Regions from separate parts of the Mus musculus genome. Here all the other regions are linked to region 3. A link is a loop called in an ENCODE intact Hi-C map of the cell type or tissue named here. Cell type or tissue: heart. All regions are shown on one strand. Region 1 holds the start of Eef1g (eukaryotic translation elongation factor 1 gamma). Region 2 holds the start of Tut1 (terminal uridylyl transferase 1, U6 snRNA-specific). Region 3 holds the start of Ganab (alpha glucosidase 2 alpha neutral subunit).

Region 1 (8,000 bases), 69 kb before region 3:
ACTTGAACATGTACTTGCTGTGTGTTGTGGCCATGGAAGGATTATAATGAACCCTGTGAGGCACACCAGTCTGGCAAACAATGGCATTTTTTTTTGTTCTCACTGGACTGTAATTCTGAACCAGAATGGGTCCAGAGCTGCTGCCGCCTAGAAATCAGCAACACAATATTAAAAAAAAAAAAAAAAACAAACATGGGGGTTGGGGGCAGCTGGGGATGGCTACCTGGTTTGATTCCTAGCACACACATAGTAGCTCACAGCCATCTGTAACTCAAGCTCCTTGGGATCTGCATGCATGCACACACATATGCAAATACATGTAGACATAAGCTGAATACCACCTTGGACTTATCACAGATAAATAACTATGAGAATTCTTATACCACTGCATCTTTAAACACTGAAGTTAAGACAGAGACCTGAATCTGCCTCCAAAAGCTCTCGCTGCTGCAGTCACTATCCCTGTCTCTTACATCTTTGATTTTTGCTTTCTATTTTTGATATCACTATGTAGCCTAGGGTGGCCTTAAACCAGAATGATCCTCCTGTCTCAGTATCTCAAGTGCTGGGATTACACAAGTATGAGCTACCACACGCAGCCTTTATCCATCTTTAATAAGATGGAAACAGTCACAGTTCTCACTGTTGGGATCCCTACAATCATTAACTACTGGTCTGTCTTAAGCAAAAACAGGGTTACCCTAATACAGGTCTAACCCCTGTCACATGGGATATAAACCTTACCTGTTTATAGAGCCACAACAGGGTACAGACAACTGTAATATCAGCCAGTGTCACTCGCTCGCCCACTAGAAAAGTTCGAGTCTTCAAGTGAGTGTCCAGCAGCCCCAGGATTCGCTTCACCTCCTCTTTCGCATTTTCAGTGGCCTGTTGTTTTGAATACTCAAGCTTAGTGGGTACCAAGTCCCTTTCCTCAGATCCCCCCACCAACAGAACTAAAGAAGCCATTTAACCAGCCATCGACTCAACCCCCACCCTCTATCATTAGACTCTAGAATCAGTTGAAACTTATCAGAAATGAAATCACTCGTGTTAGATATCTTCATGATCAACATGACTTTATTTGCACCATACTGATGGTAGCCACTTTAGTCTGCATTGCCCCCACACTCCTGCTATCTTTTCCTTCATCTGTCTCCCAGTCCCAAAATGTAGGCTCTGACTCTATCTCTGGCCCAGCTTCTCCCCAAGTTCCAAAGCGTACCTGTTTGTTGTGGTGCATAATGCCCAAGGTGGGGAACACCCAGGTACTAGCTGGAGGAACGATGTCACTGTCAGCAAAGCTGACCCACTGCACCACCTGAGCTGCCGCCTCTGGCGTACTTCCTCGCAGCTCCTCATTGCTTACTGCAAAGGCAGACATAGAGCTTAGAACTTTGACCTCATGCCAAAACCAAGCCGGGTCTCTGATTCCACCTTGTCCGCCACAGCCGCTTCTACAGCCTTACCCCCATACCCTCTCACGCCTGTATCCCCACAAATTACCATAATAGGCAATGGCATTGCTCTCAAACACACAGAATCCATCATCACCCTCAAATGCTGGAACCTGTGGAGAAAGTAGCAGAAAACATAAACACAGAGATTTCTCAGTAGCCAATTCTCCAGGCTGAATTGTTCTAAATAATATGTTAAGACAGACAACTCTTGCTACGCTAATTCATGACATCTCAAGCTCAGAAGTGAAAATTACTTAGTATCCCTCATGATATGAATTCACAAGGGTGAAATTCAAACATAGCTAAAGTGTGGTGCCCCATACCCTTGTCTGAAACCAGCCAGCAAGCTACTGAGACCCCACCTCAAAATAAACAAATTCAGATATGGATGCCACCCAACAATCCCACAGCTTCACTGCCCAAATCATTAGGTGCCATCCAGACTTAGCATTTGCCTCTATATTTAGATTTGGATATTTAGCTCTACTCATGCTCTATGGGGTAAGAATCCAACTCTCAAGACATACTTAGTACATACATACAGATAACACCTGGTGAAAATACATTTTATCCTACAAATATAAACCAGGCCTGGAACTCCTGACAGTCACTGAACAGCTGTGAATACAATGGAACTTCATAATTACAATGGAGACAGGATCTTACTATACTTATAGGCTTGCTTCACACAATCTCCCTGCCTCGGTCTCCGGGAGCTTTCAAAATTATTTTTTTCCTTTGGGCAGTCAAGTTCAGAGGCTTTAATAGGTTACATTCCTAGCCCCTTAAAATTTCTTTAAAAAAATATATATATAAATAAATACACACACACACACACCATGGGGGCCATCTCCAGAATAATGGAATTCTAGAGATCCCAGATGCTTCCCCACTCACCTTGCCGGCAGGAAATTTTCGGAGAAATTCAGGGGTGCGGTTGGTTTGGCCAAAGTGGAAGTGGGGTGGTGCGGAGAGCACGCGGACCTGAGCCCCGCTGTACTGAGCAGCGATGAGGGCCTTGAAGGCCCTCCAATTTTCAGGGTATGTGTACAGGGTCTACAAGAGAAAGGGTGAAGGATGGACTAGAGGCAAGGAACCCTGAATGCCACTCCCCACGCACACTTCCATGCAATTCCAATGTGCACAGCTTAGATTCACTCCTAGTGAACCGAGTATGCCCCATGTAATCAGAGTCCTCTGAAATACCAAGAAGAACATCCCAGCTGCTAAATAAAGCTTACCGACAGATGTGACCTCTCTTAAGGACATCTCTAGAGGCATTCTTCCCTTCAAAACTTCTGGTCCCATCTGCCTAAACACACGAACACTCACACCCATCTCTCCCAGAACCCTTGTTTCATTCATTGGCGGTGACCCGGAGTCTAACTACTTCCAGGCTGCTATCACTTCAAAAGCACACACACAGACCAAGGGATTTCAAAGTTCCCCTCAGAATCGACACGCTGAATTCTAATGTTCATCAGTTATTCTTCCTGAAATGCCTTTCTTTGCACATGGCGAATTAGCAACCCTCTGGTCCTGTCCTGCAGTGAGTTCCCAGTTGTCTCCCTACTAAAATCTCACCAGCAGGGTCCATATGGGCTCACTTCACCCCCCCTTTATTCCTCTGGCTCCCAAACCTCCCCGAAGGTCAACTCCCAACGTGCCAGTCGCCCCTTCCCACAAAGACCCTCTCCTTTCCACGTCCTCGTTGTTGTCCCACAAAACGGTGGCAAAAGTTCCACCAACCTGCTCAGACGCCACACCTCAAAATGGCAGTGAGGTTAAACACTTTTTAAAGGTCCAGACAATGGAGACCCAGCATCTTTTTTCTCCTCAACCCCAGAACGTTCCACCTCTAGCCTCTGAGCCCCAGCCTCAGTTCCCCTCCAGGCCCTAGAAACCATGCTCTCCGACCGTACGGCTTGTGAACCCCAGATCGGCTCGCGGCTTGGGTCTGAAACTCCCCTGGCGCCGACTGGCCCCACTCAGGCAAAGGATGGCGGTGGATAGGGTGACCCTAATCACCGGAGCCGGCAAACTTACCCCAGCCGCCATGGTGATTCCGCAGAGAAAGGGGGTGGGGCTGTCGGTGCTGCCGCAAAGTAAGCCGCAAAGGAGACAAGGGAGGAGGAAAGGAGAGAGCAGTGTGGAAACAGCGGCCGGAAAGCGAGGACGGCATAAAAGGCATACGCACGACAGTTCCGTCTACAGCCCCGCTGAGTTGGAAAAAGCGAGGGGTGGGGCCCGCAGCCTGGAGCGCAGAGAGCGGGCGCCTGCGTAGTATAACTCTGGACGATCCTGCCCCGCCCGCGTCGCCGACCAATCGGAAGCCTGATAGGAGACGGAGCTCACCCAGGGAGGGGAAAAGTGTGAGAACCCGGCGGAAGCACCGCCCCTCGAAGGCTGGTATCTGGAACCCGTGACAAACTACAGGAACTGCCTTAAGGAAGGGGTGGCAATTTACTGAATTCCTTTTGTTCCTGTTCGGGTTTTTTCTGTAAAGGGTCTGTCTGTTCAGCTGGGGCCCACGGCCGAAAACATCTGAAAGTAGGTCTGCTCCGATTAAACTCCGTGCTGTTAAAACTTACACAACAAAGCAGCACGGACCAACTTGCCACGTCACCAGCACCACTCAGGCTTGGCTGCGCCCCAGAGGGTCGGGTAAGGCAGCCCAGTTCTGATACAATAGTTTACACATATCCAAATTTGAAAATAAATCTTGACTCCAGCTTATGGGCAATTTGAACTCTCTTTCACGTTAAAGGATAGAAAAGACAAACCCTAAACCCAAATTTGTGGTTCCCATCACCTGGAGCAGCAGGACAAGTCTCGTGTGGGCAAAGGTTGTTCTCAGAAATCAGTGCCTTTGCCTCGTGGAGGTGGCACTCCCTAGGAAAGTGCTGGCAAGTGGGAAGGAGAGCTCTGAAGTGGAAGTCATAGGACTGTTTTAGAGTAGTCAGGCCAGAAGCTACATTGAGGCAAAGAAAAAAGGCGTTACCAGGAGGAAAACAAAGACCTCGTAATGGTCTTATGAGGGAGTATGCAAAAGAACATTAAATGTCTGTATGAAATAAACTAGCAGCTTTATTGTTTTTGAGGTTTGGTTCCTCACTTGAGGAGATTTTTAAGTGCTTGAGGGATAAAACCCTGTAGAAAATGATGAAGACCAGGGAACAGGCCTTGGGAGTCCTGGAGTGGGGCCACAGTGAGTGTCTGCTCAGCCTGGGAGGCAGATGCCACAAAGCTGAGGAGGGGCTCCCCCGGCGGCCTCTCTTGCTCACTATTGGGTCCTTTTAGTTCCTGGGTCACACGAGCTTCCATTGCCAGCCACTCTGCTCCTGTGGTGGGACCTCCTCTACCTTCTTCCTTGGTTTGTTGCTGTAATCGTCTCCGGGCACGCCGCCTCCCCTGCCATACTTGGTGCCACAAGGCACAGCGCCAGCTCACTGATGATGGGTGTGATGCCTCCTTCCCTGTCTCACCCTGAGACCCTTCTCCAGCCACTTCAGGTTTCATGGGATTATGCTCAGCTGCCTTGTCTAGACAGTTTGCAGTCATCAGGGGCAACTCCTCCTCTGGTGGTCCCGAGTGCAACAAGGCCCAGTCCTGAGGTGTCTCTCGAACCTCTATTACCATTTCTTCTACCTCATTTTCACTGTGGTCCCCTGCACATCCCTGTGGCTCCTCTTTCCCTTCCTCGAAGCTCTTTTCTTGCCCACCAAGTCTCTGTCTTTTGTTCACCCCTCCCAAGGGAGAGTCTTTAATTCTGGCACCTTCTGACCGTCGTCTCTTGGTTCCCTGTTCTATGTGGCATCCTAGTGCTTCCCTTAACACATCCACCAAAGCCATAATGACCTGTGGAAAGGGGGCAGAGGGTAAGGGGATGAGCTTGGCAGACAGCAGGGAGCTAGGGGAGCTGGGCTGCAAAAGCGGGAGCAGTCCCCAGTCCCGGCCCCGGGAGGAACGCTGCTGGTACTGGAGACTTCGGCAGTAACTGGCTGCTGCCCCACAACAGCTCTGCAGACGTTTAGCCACCCGGCCGGTCACATTGGCTGCAACATTGTGACTCAGGTCAAAGGGGTCCTGGAGATTCATGGGGCCAAGGCGCAGCCCTTCCCAGAGATCAGAAGGCAGGCCCTCTGCCACCATCAATGGCCGACCTTCCCGCAGGGACAGCAGGGAGCCAGAAAGATCCAAGCAAGATACGCAGGAGAAGAACTGGGCCAGCAGGGAACCTGATGGAGGCAGATTAGAAAAAAGGGGGTCACCTGGAAGCCATAACTGGGACATCCCTGCAGCTACTTCAGTGGGACTCTCTTCCCTTCATAGGACTTCAGAAGTGTCCTGAGAAACCCAGCCATGCCCTGCCTGACCCAGATGCTTCTGCTTGGCCTAGAGAGCAGGGAAACTGGGGAATACACCTCTTACTTGCCTGCCCAAGATACGTGTTTTTCCATCCATAAAACAGCTGCCATAGGCTACTATGAAGACCATGCCTTACACACAAGTATAATATATGTCTCTTATTCTTGAGCATGCCTTGCACACAAGTATATGTCCCCTATTCTTGAGCCTGTCATCACAATCAGTTTTCTACCAGGTTCCCCAGACTCACTGAGAGGCTCCACGTTGGTGCTGGGCTCCAATCTTGAGGCATCCTTAGGGAAGCTACAGTCCCAGCCATCAACTTCTACCTGTTCCCCTTCACCTGTGACAGTAAGAAGAGACAGTCAGCCCAGAGCCAGTCAGCCCAGAGTCTGCCATTGATGGTGGCAGAGGGCCTGCCTTCTGATCTCTGGGAAGGGCAGAGCCAGAGATCTCATCTCGGGGCTTCTGAAGTGTGAAGGGGTGAGATGAAGCTGAGGTCATGACAGTAGAGGCCGTTCTGCAGTACCTGCTCTCTGGGTAAGCTGGGCCACAGTAGGAAGTACTGGAGGGTCTCTGGTCTGAAGGAAGTAGATCACTAACAACGTCAAGGCGTAGTTATTGAGAAGGGGGCCACCTCCTGGATAATAACCAATAATTCAAGTTAGGAAGAAGTATTTACAAGCCCTGGTTTCTGTGCCCACCTCTTTTTTTCTTGCTAAATCCCTGCCTTTGCCTGACACAAACTTGGGCCAAGTCTGTTCTCATTCTTACCTGACAGCCCATTATGCTGAGCCCAGCAGCGTAAGGTATACACAAGGGGCCGGACTCGACCATCCATCTCAGAGCAGAGATTCAGGAAACGTGAATTATATAAGGCCAACCTAGGACAATGGAGAAGCAAAGGTGTTAGAAATTTTCCCAAAGTTCTACTGACATAATGATCTTATGAGGGAGTATGCAAAAGAACATTAAATGGATCTTAGGGATGTGGCTCAGTGGTGGGACATTTACCTAGCACTGATAAAGCCCTGTGTTGTATCCTGAGCCTAGGGATGAGGTAGGGGGGAATATGTATCCACTGAACCTTAGGCAATACTACATTCCAAATGCTCACCCTGTACTGTCACCATTCATAAGACATGTTGTTTATTTATATAGGACTGCTCAACGGCCAGGTGTAGTAGCACGTGCCTATAATTTCAATACTCAAGAGATTGAATAGGAATATAGAGACACTGCCTCAGAGACACAGGACCAGTGAGATGGCTCAGTGGGTAAGAGTCTGCCACCAAGACTGACGCCCTCAGTTTAATCCCTAGGAATTATGTTACAAGGAAGAGAACTGATTCCCACACGTCATTCTCTGACTACACTCAAGATGAGATGCGGACACAAATATAAGAAGCATAGTAGCAAGAATAGTTTATTCAATGCAAAGTGATAATACAGATCTGAAAGAAATATGCGGGCCACATGAATGAGAGTATTCGGAGGCCCAGTTATAATCTGTGGCCTCCTTTTATGGGGTTCAAGAGAAGGCATTTGGTTGCAAAGCTCTTAATATACAAAGAAACAAAGCATGGAGTAGGGAAGGAAAAATAGTGAAGGAAAACCCTGTTTACTTTTAACCTAACAGTTCCTAGGTTTCTGTAGCTACAGAACTCTTTCCTACGCTTTTAACCCCAAAGGAGGAGGCAAAGGCCTATGAGCTCAAGGTTAGCCTGTCTCAACACAGGCTGTCTCAAAAAAACAAAACCAACAACAAAAAGCAGTACTGCAGAGTCAAGCATAGCAGCACATGCCTGTAACCCCAGGAGTTAGGAAGCTAAGGCAGGAGAATCACAGGCTTGAGGCCAGTCTGGACAATGGAGCAAGACTCTGACTCAAACGCACAAAGTATTCCAAAGGAAAAAAAAACACTGAAATGGAAGCCAGGTAGGAGGTGACATTCGTGGAAGAAAGGAGGACTGAACCAAAGAAGAAAAACAAATTCAGCAGGCATAAGCTCGTCCACATCAGGACCCCCTCCTCATATACCCCAGACCTTAGAGCCAGCCTTCAACCCCACACAAAAGTACCGGTTACTGAGGGATACATCTCCATGAAGACCTGAAGGCCGATGACAGAACTTGACCACAGGACGCCGGGCAGAGGGCACAGTTTGGACTC
Region 2 (8,000 bases), 56 kb before region 3:
GTGGGGTAAAGCTCACACACATAAGTCTTTTTTAAGAATTAAAATGCAAAAGCCAGGCATGGTAGTGCACACCTTTAATCCCAGCACTTGGGAGGCAGTGGCAGGTGGATTTCTGAGTTCGAGACCAGCCTGGTCTACAAAGTGAGTTCCAGGACAGCCAGGGCTACACAGAGAAACCCTGTCTTGAAAAACCAAAAAAAAACAAACAAACAAACAAACAAACAAACAAACAAACAAAAACTTTAAAGGAGTTAGAAAGATGGCTGGGGGGCTGGAGAGATGGCTCAGTGGGTAAGAGCACCCAACTGCTCTTCCGAAGGTCCAGAGTTCAAATCCCAGCAACCACATGGTGGCTCACAACCATCCGTAAGGAGATCTAACTCCCTCTTCTGGAGTGTCTGAAGACAGCTACAGTGTACTTACATATAATAAATAAATAAATCTTTAAAAAAAAAAAAAAGAAAGAAAGATGGCTGGACAGTGATAAGCTTGGTTCCCAAGTTCACAACCTTCTAGAGTTAAAGGCACTTATGCACAACTTTACACACAAACACATGTGTACATAATTTAAAACAAAAACAAAATCTTGGTCAGGCTCAGTGGCACACACCTTTAATCCCAGTTCTTGAGAGGCTACAGTAGGCAGATCTCTGAGTCTGAGGCCAGGCTGGTCTATGCTCCAGAACAGCCAGTCAGGGCTAGAGAGAGACTGCTTCAAAAAGAAACAATAAAGCCAGATGATGGTGGCACACACCTTTAGTCTCAGCACTCAGGAGGCAGAGGCAGGTGGATCTCTGTGAGTTCAACTACAGAGTCAGTTCTAGGACAGCCAGGGCTACACGAAGGAACCTTTCTTGGAATTTTTTTTTTAAAAGACAAAAACAAACAAAACCCAATGAAATCTTTTCAGAAGGAAAAGAGTTGGCAAGAAGACCAGGAACTCAAGGCCAGCCTCAGCTACATAACAAGCTTGAGGCCAGCCTCAGCTACATAACAAGTTTGAGGCCAGCCTCAGCTACATAACAAGTTTGAGGCCAGCCTCAGCTACATAACAAGCTTGAGGCCAGCCTCAGCTACATAACAAGTTTGAGGCCAGCCTCAGCTACATAACAAGCTTGAGGCCAGCCTCAGCTACATAACAAGTTTGAGGCCAGCCTCAGCTACATAACAAGCTTGAGGCCAGCCTCAGCTACATAACAAGTTTGAGGCCAGCCAGAGAGACATGAGATTTACTCTCAAAAAAACCAAAAAACAAAGAATAACCTTTTTCTAGCTGGTTCTTTTAATGATAAGAGTCCATGGCAGGGAAGGTCCATATGTGGGATTCTAGAGAAATCTCTCAGTGATTAACAACTCTTGGTATCTTTCGAGGGACTGGAATTCAGTTCCCAACACACCAAACAGCTTGCCACCACCTGTAACTCCAGCTCCATACAATCCAATGGCCTCCTCTGGCCTGGCACCTGTACTTACATACACATGCCCTCACACAGACACCCACCCACAAACATTAATAATAATAATTCATGTTGGGGTAAAGTGCTTGCCACCAAACCTGACCCTGATTTCAATCCCCTGAATACAAAATATGACAGAACAGAATCCCAACATTGTCCTCTGACCCCCGCATTTGCACCATTGACCACACAGGTGCACACACAATACAATTTTAAAAAGAATACATGTTGGGCTTAGAATGCAGCTCATTGATAAAGTTGTGTGCATAAAATCTTGGATTTAAGCCTTAACACCAAAATATAATAATTTTTTTTAAAAATGCCTATTACTACTAATATAAACACACACACTCTAATAATTAACCCTGTCTTCAAGGAACTTACTATCTAGGATTACCAACAATATGACAGCTAGGCTGCTGTGATTTGGGTGAGCTGAACATAACTAAATATATTTTTTCTTTTCTTTAAGGTAAGGTAAAACATTAGCAGGAACAAGGCAAACATGGCTGCTTGTGGATGAAAACACATGTTCTCTTATGTCTTCTGTTCCATAAAGAGGCATTCTGTAGAGTAGTAAAGACTGTAGTGTCAGCATGAAGACATATTCAGATGAAGAAAAAGAAACTGATACCAACAAATCCCTATGTCCAGTCAACTAGTTTTCAAGTGGATAATAAGACCACTGGGAAAAGAATGGCCTTATAGATATACTGGGTCACCTGATAGTCAAAAGCAAAAGGATGGTGGACCCTTACCGCATCCTTATCATAACAAAAAAATTACTCAGATCTCACCAGCACACAGGCATGAATCACAGACAGGCAGTGATGGATAACTGATATGGGGATGGTTTGTAGAGATAAAGGCCACTTTCCTAGCATTCAAAAGTACCCAGGTTCAATCCCTAGAACTAAAAAACAACAGAGAGAAAAGAAAAAAAAGGGGGGGGGGGCGAGGTCCAAAGAATAGGGCAAATGCCTTTAATGTCAGCCTTTAATTCCAAGACCAAGGAGGCGGAAGCAAGTGAGTTTCTGTGAGTTCAAGGCCAGCCTGGTCTAGATAGCAAGTCCCAGTCAGAGTTACTAGGCAAAACCCATAGTTACGTGATAAGTACCCTGATACATGCATGCATACATACATACATACATACATACATACATGTCTGGTAAACAAGCCCTCCATAATTAATACTGGTGAATAAAAATCCAAAGGTGTCAGAAGCTCACCAACTGAGCTACTTAATGTTCTGAATTGTCTACCAAGGGCAAGCCAAAACAGACTGCAGGTTTCTCTCTCTGCATATGAAGCAAACACATTAATCCCAGAGCCATTCACTCTACCTTGTCCTTGTCCATGACAATATTGGCCACAGGGCCAAATGTCTGGAAGTACTCAGAGAGCTGAGCAGAACCCACATCCCTGGGGAAGCCACTGACAAACACACTTCGGAGTCCCTGTGCCTTCCTGGTAGCTCGGAGTTGCACCAAATCCCGGTGCTTCCGGCCTTTCAAGTGGGCATCGAGGCTGGGTCCTGGAGAGACAAATGTCAGACGTAAGCATAAAAAGGGTCTGTTAGTGTACCTGTTCTCTTGCTCTGCTCTGTACATATGGACATCTTCTGTTCCTTCAACGACAAAGGGTGACACTGGGACAGAGTTGTACCTCCTTCCACACTTGATATTCTTCCCTTTTCTACACAGTGCATTCTCTAAGGGGTCTAAGTGAGAAAGGGCTACAGTGTAGGTAGGTCTTAAACCAAACCAACAAGAAGCAGTAAGCAAAGAAACATCTGCACACTGGAGAAGAATTAAGTAACTTGTCCAAGGCCATATGTACAAGAACTAAATAAATTAGAGCCCTGAATAATTCTCAGGAATAAAAAGTAGGTATTCCATAGCCAGGCAGTGGTGGCGCACGCCTTTAATCCCAGCACTTGGGAGGCAGAGGCAGATGGATTTCTGAGTTCAAGGCCAGCCTGGTCTGTAGAATAAGTTCCAGGACAGCCAGGGCTATACAGAGAAACCCTGTCTCAAAAAACCAAAAACAAAAAAACAAAAACAAAAACAAAAAGGTGGGTAATGCAGACATAACATTTTCTCAGACATATGATGGAAATGATAGTGTCTAACATATAGGCATCATTCATGTACAGCTCCAGCCTTCTGGGATGTGGGCTTGGATGTGTAAGTGTAGAAAATTAGCTATTATTTAATTATCAGTCAGCTGCTTGGTGCCATGGAAGCATGTTATGTGAACAAAGAAGGCTCCTAAGTTGCTGGCTTGCCCTAATGAGCAGAGTGCTGGGGGGGGGGGGGGGGTGTCATTCACAAAGAAAATACTAGAAGGCCCTGTTTAGGGGAGATCACAATTGCGGACATAAAAAGTAGGATCTGATGTGTCATTGAGTCGTTCACAATGTCACAGAATGATCTAGTCCACCTTCCCTACACCTTTTCCTCACTGGCACCTTCGGCCCTCATTCAGATCACGCTATTTCACTCATCCTCGCCTCTAGAGAAAGCCTCCATTGGGGAGTCTCCGACTGAATTACTGCCTTCTCTGTGAACATACCCGTGGTGTACTGAAACTACCTCAGGCCAAACAATGAGTTCCTAAATCGCCTTCCCTACTCCAGAGACCAGCAGAAGTACCAGAAACAGAAGGGATGGACAGCGGGTGATGATTTTAAAGGGAATAATGAAACTTTCACTATGGAGATTTTCCATAGCAGGAACCACAGGTCAGATTTTTCCCCACTCTCCAGTGCCCTAGGATATGATGAGTGAAAATAGGTGGATGACCCTATTTTCAAAAACAAAAACACCAAAAACACATAACCTAGATAACCCTAACTTTCACTAGCACCCACCCTCCTCCCTCACTAGCCACCGCTTACGGTTGGCTGTAGTAACATCGCAGAGGCAGCAGCGAAAGCGGCCACGCGGCAGCGATACAACGTCCGAATCCACCGCCGCCATAGCCACTCTCCGGTACGGAACGCCTACAGCCTATTTCGCCGGAAACACACCGGAACACACAACTAAAAATTGTAACGTGCGTGCGGGGAAGCCACTTCCGTCAATGTAGTAGGAAGTGACGTCGTGTCCTTTGCTGCCATATTCCTCCAGAAACCTCGTTCGTAGGATTGAGAGTTCCAGCTCTAAAACACTTTCGGGAAAGGCCGCCCTTCGACGATGCTTATTGGCCTACAGTTAACTAGTTGGAGAGCTTCGTTCTACTCCAGCGTTGATTGGCCCGAAGAATCGTGAATATTCATTAAGCAGCCACAAAGGCGTGCTTGCTTCTTGACAGCAGAAGTCCTTCTTTGCCAAGTGGTGGCGGGCGATCTATGCCTTTATTTCACCACACAACTGCCCCCTCAATCTCTTATTTTACCCTGCGAATAGACGCAGAGGGTGGGTGTTTCCAATCGCTTGCCTTGTGGAGCTCAGGGACTCCCGCATCCTCAGGTCAGTTCCTTTCTCTGCAGCCTGATCCTTCTACAAGTGTTCTCAGAGCTGTCCATCCCTGTCTCTCCCACCCCCATCAGCTGGATTCAATGAGCGCAATGCCAGATGGCTGATAGCTTAGTCTGCCAGTTTCTTCCACAGATGTAGTCTGAATGAAGTATATTAACGAGGCCCGTTTCAAGGCAGTACAATGAAGAACTGACTACAGTGGTAAGAGATAAGGACATTCATTCAAGAATGTGGAACGGGAAGTGTAGCAGATCCCCAACCAGAATTAGTCGTGTGGTTTCAGAAGCAGAGGAGAGTATGAAAGCTGGTCGATCATAGGGCCCGTGATGAAATGGAAGGGCTACCAGGTGAGAGCTCAGCAGCTTGTGCTGTGATTATCAGCCGCACAGTAGACCTTAGGCAGAACACCAACCAGTCTGCGACCTTGACTGAGTCACCTATAAGGCCCTGTGTCCCTCCTTATTGGGCCCTCCTCAGGCATCTAATCCTTATGCCAACCCAAAAGAGCAGACCAAACCAAAAAAGAGAATACTGCAGTACGCTTAAAAGCAGGGGCAGTTGCTAAGGTTGATTGTTAATCCTGAGGCAGCAGTCTGTATACATACACCACTGAGCTTGAATTGCAGTCTTGCTTCCCCGTTGCTGAGATTAAAGGTAGGGATGTGCCAACACAAGCAGCATTTGTTGGAGTACATCTTTGCCTGTTAGCTAACATTTCCTAGAATGCCTAAATGAAAGTTAAGGCTGAGGATGTAGGTAGCTCAATAGTAGAGCACTTGCCTAGCATTCTCTGGGCCCTGGGACCAATTCCCTGGCATCCAAAGGACAAGTAGGTAACAGGCAGACATCCTCACACCCTTCTGTGGAGACGGAGAGCCCTTAGAGCTCGGAACAAATCTAGACCAAGATAATGCTTGCACTTCAGCCCCAATGGGAGAAGCTCGAGTCCCACAAGAAGGCTAGCTGGCACAGACTTCCTCCCAGTCCGGCTGCATGTCTCAGAAAGCTGCTCCTAGACCAAGCACCATCTGTACCTCCTTCATTGTCCTTTGTCCTCTATTTTCCCTCTCAAAAACACCCCCAAAACAAAAATGCAGCGCACGCGCGCGCACACACACACAGAATAGCTGAGCCTGGAGGAGCTGAAGAAAACAGCTTTTTATTTGTCACTGTAAGAACCAATTACAGAATCTGAGGTTAAAAAACAGACAAAAGATCTTTATTTCTGAGAATTGGCATATAAAAGGCAGAGGGAGAAAGGGGAGGGAAGAAAGAGTGAGCATGGGCTGGGGTTGACGCCATCTTAGGGCTCTCAAATTCCAATTAGGAAAGTCCGGACACCGGACAGTAAGAGTAACCCCCCATTAGAAAATAAGGAAAAATGAGACATGGCAGTGTACTTCCCTTCCCCTGCCAGGGACTAACACCTGATATGTTTACTCTTCCCCTCCTCCATCCCTTTTACAAAGGGAGGTTCATTTTTAAAAAATTAAAAAACCCTCCCCCCCAACTGTCCAAACCACCTGTGGGTCCCAGGCCCCAAATAGGGTAGGTACACACACAGGCAAGTTCCTATAGGCTGTGAAGCCCAAAAAGGGACGTTACTGGCAGTTACAGGCAGTAACTAACACCAGAGGGTGTCCAACCCCTGCAAGGACACACACACACCAGGGTCAACCCTCCCTCACTCCTTACTCCCTTTGATACCAAAAGGAATGAAGATTTGTATGTCCTGGGCACCCACCCCTCTACCTCTCATCCCACCTCCCTTCCCCTAAGATGCTCAATCCTCCAGGACAATGGGCTCATTGGTGCTGGCAGGATGTGAAGAAGCGGGCAGAGGAACTGGGGGCCGCACTGTCATCAGCGTTGGTTTCACCTTCAGGGGTAGGTTGGGCCTTCGGGCCGCTCGGCGCATTTCCAGGTGAGTTAGAGCTTTCCTTAAAGCCCTGGCCAAAAAGAGCAAGACAGAAACAGGAAAGCTTGATGAGCATCAAGACTCAACCAGGTTCAGCTCCACAACGCCCTCTACAGTTCTACCCTCTGGTACCCACATTCTCTTGTGCACCTATCTTTCTCAGATACGCCTACTTCCAATGCTGGACAACTTGGATTGCCAGCCTCTCAGCCCCTCATGGTGGACTCCCTCCCTACCTGGTGTCCTTTGTGGCCACAAATACCACTGGATTGGGAGCATCAGCAGGGTTTAGTTTCTGACGCTTGGCTGCTGGCTGTGAGCTTGAACGAATCCCTGAAGCCAGAGGCCTTCCATTGGCAGAGAAGGGGACCCCTGCCCCTGCCATCTGGAAAAGGATGGGGTACATAATGAAGGAACTACCTTCCTTAGACTCCTATTAGAAACAAAAGCCCACCCTGTTCAGCTTTCCCAACCCACTCTGTCAACTCACAGTCTCATAGGAACGTTTCACCATAATGCCCCCCAGGCCTCGATTCTGGGTCAGCTGGTTTCTGTTGATTGGTGTCTTGGTACCCCGAGGTGTTTTTGGTTTCAGAGGTGCCTGAGCCACTGTCAGTAGAGGGAGAAGGGGGATGAAATAGAAAATGTTCCCACTTTCCTTGCCTATGTAGTTTCATTACCATTCTTTCCTCCCTCTCTACCCTGACCAGTTGTTTACTCTAATGGCCTAAAGATTAATAATGGAGAAAATGGCCTATCAAGCTACTTAACCTTATTTAAAAACACATTATGCTTTCAGATCAGAAAATACGTATATAAAGCCACTTCTGTGCCAGAGATGGAGCTCAACGGTAAACCACTAAACCAGAACATATGAGGTTCTGGGTTTTGATCTACAGCACCACCACAAAAAACAATAACAAGAAGGATCATCATAATAATAAGCACACACAAAAGCTCTAAGTTGTGTGGACTCAGTGTCAAAGAAAAACTCTGGGGAAGAAGACTTAAGATAGTAAAATTTAGCTGTCAGCCTGACTGAAGAAAAGACTCTTAGAGAGGCTGGCACCACCCCAACTGTCTCTCCACCTTCCACCCACCCTGGATTGGGTGTAGTTCCCCATCTCATACCCAGATCTTTGA
Region 3 (8,000 bases):
CAGGTCAACCCAGACTATACAGTGAGATCCTGTCTCAAAGGAAAATTTTTTTAAAGAAAAAGAAAAGTTAGTCTTGAAGAGATGGTTTGTTCACACTGTCCCTGAAAAAACAACCCAAGAGTAAGTGGACAAAGTCTGTCTGTGTGGCCTTTAGAGGCCGAGTACTGACTGTAGTTACATCAGCCTCTCAGAGGAAAGGAGCAGTAACAGCCAATCCCAAAGGAAATGGTGTACCATGTGTGTACATCACAAGAACAAAGCTAACTATGCCTTTCAGGGGTAAGTCATCAGATGGAGTCAATCTGCTAATCACAACTCCTAAGGTCCTAGAACGCTAGACACCCAGTTCCTTTGATGTACAGTTCTGCAACTTCAAAACAAATCACCATCATCACTAAGGTCAGAGTGACAGCTGAAAAACACACTGAGCCTAGCTAACCGATGCATCCCTAGCTTTAAAATGACTGCAGTGGTAAAAGAATCAATACCCTAGCAACACCTTCAGAGACTGATTTAATTGGCCTAAAATAGTGACTGTTTAAACTCTCTATGGCATGCTATATGCTTGCAGTACACAGCTATTTGGGAGGCTAGGGCCAGAGTTAGGAACCACTTGAGCATAGGAGAGACTAATATGAGCAGCACAGTGAGAACCTATCTCAATAATCATAATGCATAAATAAGCACCCCCTAACCCTAACACGTAACCAAGACTCAAAACTACTTTCCATACATTTATTTTCCCCCTTTCTTTCATTGTTTTTCTTAGTCAGGTTAGGTCAGGAGGTTTTTTCCAGATGGAAAATTCAGCCATACAGGAATAATCAGCCATGACTTTTGAACAGCTACGCAGAGGTGAAGAGCCTGGAGCTTAGCCCTGACTGTGGCTACGACCATGACTTCCACACAGTGCACAGCACAGCACACTGATCGTCAGCAAAGCAGAGCAGACGTGCTAAACTGAAGAGCCTCACATCCAGGTCCCCACAAACTGTCACTCCCACAAGGTGCATCAAATGAAAGACTATGGTTTAGTAACCTCATTTAAGTAAGTTTGGGGCTAGAGGGACAGCTCAGTAGCTAAGAACAGTAGCTGTCGATGTTCTTCAAAAGGGCCTGGGTTTGATTCCTAGTACCCACATGCCAGTTCAATCTTCTGTAATTTGTTTCAGGGGATCCAACACCCTCTTTTGGCATCAGACATACACATGGGGGCACAGACATGCATGTAGGAAAGGAAAACATAAAAACACATAAAGAATAATAATAAGATTTTAGTTTGGAGGTTATTTACCTACTAAATGATTCCTAAAAAGGGACTCTCAGATTTTAGTGTCTGTTAATGTGTGACCCAGGCAAAGACAGGATTGTGAGGCCAGCCTGGTCTTCACAGCAAGTTCCATGACTGCCAGGGCTAAAGAGAGAAACCCCGAAGGAAGGAAGGAAGGAAGGAAGGGAGGGAGGGAGGGAGGGAGGGAGGGAGGAAAGGAAAGGAGAGAAAAACTGATTGAGTATGAGCAGGAGGGAGAGAGGGAAGGGTAAAAGGGGAAGGGAGGGAGGGAGGAAAGAGAACCTAGCCAAGTGTGGTAGTACAGACCTATAATCCCAGTACTTGGGAAGTAGAAACAAGAAGACAGTTCAGTCATCCTTAGCTACATATTAAATTTAAGGGCTAGCCTAGGCTATGTGAAACCCCATCTTGAAATCCAAGAAACACTTGTTGTATGTATTAAACAAACACTGCCAAACCTTGGACCACAAGTTTTATTTAAATTTTTTGCAGTGTTGAAGAGTGAACTCAGGGTCTCACTCATGCTAGGCTACATCCAGCTACATTCTCAGCTTATAGCACCAGCCTTTTAAACAAGTTCTTCCAGTGACTATGATTTAAGCAATACAGGAACACACTAAGATGTGTTCCCCAGGGAGTACAGAGGGGACTCATAAGAAGGCTTAGTAGAAGCTGGGCAGAGGTGGCACACACCTTTAATCCCAGCACTTGGGAGGCAGAGGCAGGCGAATTTCTGAGTTCAAGGCCAGCCTGGTCTACAAAGTGAGTTCCAGGACAGCCAGGGCTATACAGAGAAACCCTGTCTCGAAAAAACAAAAACAAACAAACAAACAAAAAAAGAAGGTTTAGTAGCTAAGAGCACTTGTAGCCACGTGTAATTACCTAAGCTTGATTATCCAGGACCCACATGTGGGACGGAGAAAAGCAACTCATTCCATACATGTACAGAGGTAAACTCACATACATGTGCACACAACTCACACTGGGAAAATAAACGTTAAAAACAGAAAACTCATTTTAAAAAAGGGGGAAGTCAGGCATAATGATGCACACCCTTTAATCCTAGCACTTTGAGGCAGAGGCAGACAGAGGCAGAGGCAGATGGATCTCTTACAGGTTTGAAGCCAAGCCTGGTCCACATACATAGTGAATTCGAGGTCAGACAAGCCTAGATTGACAAGACCTTGTCTCATTATATAAATGAATAAGAAGGGGGTTGGGGCAAGGCAACACAGAAGATATGGTTCTTCTAAGCAATAAAACCAAGAAAGGGCTTATCATACACAGTTATCCAGCCTCCATATCTACTTGGAAGGTAAAAGAAAGTTACCATATAGTGAGGTGAATGCAGGTCCTGTTTGATCCCCAGAAGCACCAAAAGGAAATTGTGAAGGGGATCAGTTAATAAAGTTCCCTAGAAGCAGGAAATTTTGGAAAGCTGGCAGGCAGCCACCAGTAGTGAAAAAAGGCAGCCAGCAAAGTGAGAAAACACTAGGAACTAGCGTGCTAGGCTTTGGAGGAAGAAGTACCTGTAAGACAAACAGAAGACAATGCTACTAGAAAAATCTAATCAGAAGGCATTGATACAGCCTGGGTCCTGAGGAATGGCTACTTATGTAGCGGTAGTGAGCAGTTTAGCTCGTAAATACTCCCTGGAACCCTATCTTCAAGTCTTTAAAATAGGTTTGGAGAGATGTCAGTAAGGAAATGATTGGTAAAGAATATTTTCAACATGACTTGTTGGCTCTAGGAATGCCTTAAGCATCCCAAACGAGAGGTGTTCATGAGCTAAGTCAAGTATGAACTTTAGGGTAAGTTACATCTGTTTATTGGAGAAGAACTTGAGTATATGATTCACCCTTTTTACACTGCTGTCGACAGTACACGCCTCTCCCGACCCTTTACATCCGTTAGGTGTACCGCGCTTTACGGCGCTGATGTGTTTTCAAGCTTTTTTTAAGGTTCTACAAAACTCCAGAGAACAGGCCAAATTATTTGATACATGTTGTGTTTGAGCAACATTATCCATGCAGACTGTGAACTTACTGGACCCTGCCCCAGCCGTGCCCAGCAAATGAACACTAATGAAACTGGCCCAGGCTGGTCGGGAGGGCAAGGAAGGAATACAGGACGATCTGCCCATCGTATTGCTTCCAACCTGAAAAAGGAGCAGTGTGGCAACAGGCTGCTTTTTTACAGGCTGGGATGCATTTCGTCCCCCTACCTGCCTCGACAGCCCTGCGCACTGCAGGAAGGAGACGAAAGCATTGACCACCCCGAACCGCCAAGGGAGAAGGGGCGGCTGGGAGCGGACAAGACCGAAGACAGCACCCAGCTTCAGCCTTTCTAAGCCCGGCGAGATTCAGGAACCCCACAGACAAGGGCCGCAGCGACTCGTGAATCTGCCGCTGGGAGGCTGTAGCCAGAGGCCACCACCACGAGGACAAAGAGCCCGTTGCGAGGCCAGAAGTAGCAGGGTGATGGGAAGGCATACAAAAAGAAGCAATATGGGGCTCGGGGGATCTAGGGCCGTCCGGACGCGCCCCCGGGTTCCGGGCTCCTCACCGCCTCCTACGCGCCGCCACTGCCGCTATTGCCGCCATCTTGTACCGGGTTTGCTCCTTGACCCGAACCTACCCGCCCCTGTGCACGTTGAGCCACGTACCCTAGTGCCCGCCCCTTCCGGCCTTCCGATTGGCTCGTCCAGAGCGCGGCCGGACGTCTATCCCATTGGTCGAGCGCGTTCTTTATTATGAATGGGGCGTGCCTCGACGCCCCGGGCTCTGCGTTCTCAGGCTTTTGGCAGCTTTCCGTGTCAGATAGAAACACTGGACTGTTTGTCTCAACTCGGCAAATTTTATTTAGAAAAAATGGTGGGGTTTGAAAAAAGTGACACCACTCATTACGTACGGACTTAGAAGCATCCACCCTTCTGTAGCACCTTAGGCTCTTCTCTCAGTTTAACCTCGCACAACTTGTAGAGAAAAGGTCAAGTCCCCTGCCGAAGCAGAGTGGATGGCGGAGGTGCTTGAAAGCGGCCAGAGAAGAGCCCCAGGCGATCGATGTTGCGGTGGAGGACACTGTGCAGCACAGACAGATGTGGTCCTCCTTCAGCTCCACCCTCCCTGGCAAAGTCCCGGATGAAGCGGCCACGTTCAGACTGGAAGATGAACTTCTGGGGCAAGGGCCCATGCTCCCGAAGAAAACCCCAGACACTAAGCAGCAACAGACGCACTTCAAAAGGTGCCAGTTGGCTAAATACCTCGTGCATATTACCCAGGGCTGGTGGCAAGAGGCTTCCCTCAGCCATGACAGCCACCAGGATACAGGATGCCTCCAGATGCCAGGGGGAGTGGGTTGTATCAGGGTGTCGAGAGGCTTCCCAATGGCTCAAGAGGGCAGCCAGCAGCCCCCGCAGCAGCACGGAGCAGTAGCACAGGGCTGGGGGAGCAGCTGCTACCAGCTTCAAAAGCTCAAACAGCAGAGGTTGTTCCCGGAAGCGCCTACCAATTCGGAGATCCCGCTCCACGGTGGCTCGTGCATGATCCTCTGGGGGCCAGGCCAGCTCAGCACCAGCTGCATCAGGACACACGCTCTCCACTAAGGTCACCGCAACTGCTTTGGCTGCCTCTGGGCTCAGGGTGGGAGCCCCCCAGCAACCCTCACGCTCGCTGTTCCCTGATGCGCTGCAGCAGTGCACTAGGAGGCTAACGAGGCTCTGGGTGTTATAGATCACTTCTTGATGGTTTCGAGATTGAACAATTTTAGGTGGCTTTAAGCCACGGCCGATAACTCCAGCATGGAAAACTGACCAGATCCCTCCAGGACCCGGCACTGCTGCAGTATGCCTCCGGTTAATGTCCAACAATGAGGCAGAAGCCAAAGGGGTTGAGACAATTGAGAGGGTCTCATTGTCTCCATCCATTTCCCCTCCAAATAGTTCTGTGTTGCCCCGATGTAAGGCTCCCTCTACAAGCAGCTGTAGGACAGCCTTGAGCCCAGCTGGGGAAGTCTGAGAAAGGCGGGTAAGAAGCTGAGAGGCTGAAGCCACACCAGGAGGGCCATGCAGCCTTAGAGAAGAGAAGAAGTGGTGTACTCCAGCTCTCACTAGTCCCAATAGTTGGGAAGGGGACAGGGCTTCAGAAGGAAAGGGACATATTGCAAGGAGGGAGGCAGCAGCTTCAGCTACTTCCTCCTCTGGGTGTAGTAGGAGAGGAGCCAGATCAGCCAGGTGAGCTGAGGCAGACTCCCCAAACCGGGCCCCTAAGGCTGAAGGGCCCTCACCACCCTGCTGCTCCCACCCCACCAACAAGGCCAAATTTCGAAGAAACCGGGCTGTGAAGGGAGGCTGTAAAGTCCCTGCATGCACTCGAGCCAGGCAGCTTCGGAAGGCCAGGGGAAGAAGGCCAGAGAGACTGACCACTAGCCCTGCATATAGCTGGGTTGCCAAACTCAACTCTTCAGGGCTTCTGGCTCTGCTCAGTAGATGACCCAAGGCCTCAGGTCCACAGCTAGGTCGTGTATAGACAGACAGTAGGCCCAGGAGCTGGTGTTGCCAGAGGAAGCGCTTCCGTTCTAGCCGTAATGTCTCTCCACACAGTTCTCCAACATGGTTTCGTAATGCATCAAGAAAGGGCACTGGACGAGGAGGTGGGGGTGGGCCCAGCACCCCTTCTCCAGGAGACCCTCCCCGATGATGAACTAGTTTTTGTAGATGTAGCAATAGCAGCTGGATCAGCCGGTCACAGGCCTCTCTCACGGTGTCTGGCACAGCCAGGCCCTGGGTAGTAATAACTGAAGCAGGCATAGCTGTGTCTACTAAGAACTGCAGCAGGCGGTAGGCACCAGTCCCAGAGGCCTGGCTCACTAGATGCACAGCCAGGTTTAGCATGTTGTCTAGCTCTTCTCTGGGGAACCCCTGCAGGTGTTGTTGCAGCTGGCTTAGCACTGCTGGGGGCTTGAGGCAGTCCACAAGTTCTCCAGATACTGTGCCGAGCAAAGCTGGTGACATGACTGCCAGCTGCAGTAGGAAGGGAACTGTGGCCTGAAGAGAGGGCTCTCCATTCCGGCCCCCAGAACCCCCTGCCAAACTATCATGAAACATGCGCAACAGTTCCCGTCGGATGCTGTCTCCATGGCGGGAAGCCAGGTGCCCTAGGATGCCTACAACTGAGGCAATCTTGGGTACCCGTTTTTCCCCAGGGATGGCAGGAGATCCAGGGAAGGGGTCTGTAGAGGGGGGTTGAGAAGAGTTTCCACAAGCACTAGCTCCTCCTCCAGCCCCACTATGGACACAGAAGTCCTTAAGGCCACAAGATAGGACTCGGGAGATGATGGTGCCAGGAAAAGAAGAGCCAATATGGGCCACAACCCAGTCAAAGTGTGGGGAATGCTGGACAGAAGTGTCTAGCAAGGCATCCACACATGCATCTGGGCAGCTACCAATGAGGGCCGAGAGGCACTGCACATAGATGTCCATTAATGTGCGGGTGGCCCTGCAGCCCATCCACAGCTGCAGCAGTTCATTGAGAGAGCCAGTGGCATGGGGAACACGCTGATGCTGACCTGAATATGTGCTGCTCAGTTGTCCCATGAGGTCAATGGACCATGCACTAATCACGGGTGCCCAGGCCTTTGGGTTGGCCCGGATAAACTCACACAGCACCTGCTGCACTTCATGCACCACATCCTCTAAGCCAGGTCCACCAGTAGGGACATGGGATGGTGGAGGTGGACGGAGGTGAGGTGGACCAGCCACAGGACTTTCTTCTAGGGCAGCTAGGTGGGCCCGGACACTCTCATCAAAAACACCTCTCAAGTGGTCCAACACAGCAGCCCGAGCAGGTGGCAAAGAACGGAGCAAGAGAAGACCACATCGAGCATGTTCACGAGCTGAGAGCTGGTGGCCCAGAATAGGGTCTACACCGGTCAAAAAAGCCTTGATTTCTTGGGACAGCTCCTGAGCACTGTAAGGAAGAAAAAAAAAAAGAAAATCAAAATACTGGGAGATGTGAAGTAAGTTATATTCCTTTCATGAGCTCTGGTTTCTTTTTATGTGATAATAGGGTAATACGTGCCTCATAAGAATTTATGAAGGTTTAGAAGCATACCCATTCCTGTTACACCTTGGTCATTCAAGAAATGCTATTTGTCCTTCAGCAACAATAATCATAGGAATAACAGATTACCTTTCAAATATCCACGTTCTTTTTTCTTTTTCAGTACGAGGTATAAAACCTAGGCCTTTAGGCCTACTAGGCACCATCTCTTAAGCTACATCCCCACCCCACTTTTAAGTACTTCACCAGTACTTTTTCAGTCCTGACAACAATATGGTTATTATGATCCCATTTTACAGGTAAAGAAATTAAAGTTAAGAAATCAGGATAAATATTACAAAGAGGCAGGAACCATTTCTAAACTCCTAAAACAGAATTCCCTTTTGTTAAGGTGATGGTATATGGGAATTACTCAATGAAAAATTGAATTAGCTAAATATATTGAGATTCTATACCTACTTTAACATCTTCTCAGCCCCCCCTCTACAGCACAAGCACCCTGAAATCTCTCAATGGTCAGAAAACTGTAACCTTACTAAAAGCTCTCCCTCCCAAATGTGTGCTTTTCCATACTATTCAAGAATTCAGCCTTAACCAGTGACATACACCTTCAATTCCAACACAGACAGATCTGAGTTCAAGGCTAACCT

What was found. A loop is a pair of places that touch in the nucleus more often than their neighbours do. Peaks named below come from ENCODE experiments on the same cell type or tissue, not always from the same donor. Only the 100,000 strongest peaks of a DNase experiment are listed, where the experiment ranks them.
Region 1: a loop joins it to region 3, with 3 times the contacts of the local background. A loop is called at or near these places in 7 of 42 quality-filtered maps.
Region 2: a loop joins it to region 3, with 2.3 times the contacts of the local background. A loop is called at or near these places in 13 of 42 quality-filtered maps.

The regions. Positions count from the first base shown.
Region 1 is chr19:8,962,732-8,970,731 of GRCm38, reverse strand. It overlaps Tut1 (terminal uridylyl transferase 1, U6 snRNA-specific), which reads right to left. Exons shown (of 9, transcript NM_197993.3): 5 at 7,910-8,000; 6 at 6,603-6,712; 7 at 6,358-6,468; 8 at 6,079-6,171; 9 at 4,522-5,698. The coding sequence ends at 4,572. It overlaps Eef1g (eukaryotic translation elongation factor 1 gamma), which reads right to left and starts at 3,691. Exons shown (of 10, transcript NM_026007.4): 1 at 3,507-3,691; 2 at 2,358-2,516; 3 at 1,507-1,570; 4 at 1,226-1,368; 5 at 745-888. The coding sequence starts at 3,518. In heart, no CTCF peak of the experiment used is centred here; DNase peaks (open chromatin) are centred at 3,701, 4,791 and 5,460; H3K4me3 peaks cover 3,631 bases; H3K27ac peaks cover 3,853 bases.
Region 2 is chr19:8,950,378-8,958,377 of GRCm38, reverse strand. It overlaps Mta2 (metastasis-associated gene family, member 2), which reads right to left. Exons shown (of 18, transcript NM_011842.3): 15 at 7,989-8,000; 16 at 7,348-7,466; 17 at 7,094-7,242; 18 at 6,078-6,888. The coding sequence ends at 6,723. It overlaps Tut1 (terminal uridylyl transferase 1, U6 snRNA-specific), which reads right to left and starts at 4,546. Exons shown (of 9, transcript NM_197993.3): 1 at 4,357-4,546; 2 at 2,801-2,991. The coding sequence starts at 4,438. In heart, a CTCF peak has its summit at 4,754; a DNase peak (open chromatin) is centred at 4,557; H3K4me3 peaks cover 1,983 bases; H3K27ac peaks cover 1,837 bases.
Region 3 is chr19:8,894,016-8,902,015 of GRCm38, reverse strand. It overlaps Ints5 (integrator complex subunit 5), which reads right to left. Exons shown (of 2, transcript NM_176843.3): 2 at 4,126-7,257. The coding sequence ends at 4,281. It overlaps Ganab (alpha glucosidase 2 alpha neutral subunit), which reads right to left and starts at 3,959. Exons shown (of 24, transcript NM_001293621.1): 1 at 3,857-3,959. The coding sequence starts at 3,894. In heart, a CTCF peak has its summit at 3,729; a DNase peak (open chromatin) is centred at 3,965; H3K4me3 peaks cover 2,999 bases; H3K27ac peaks cover 2,356 bases.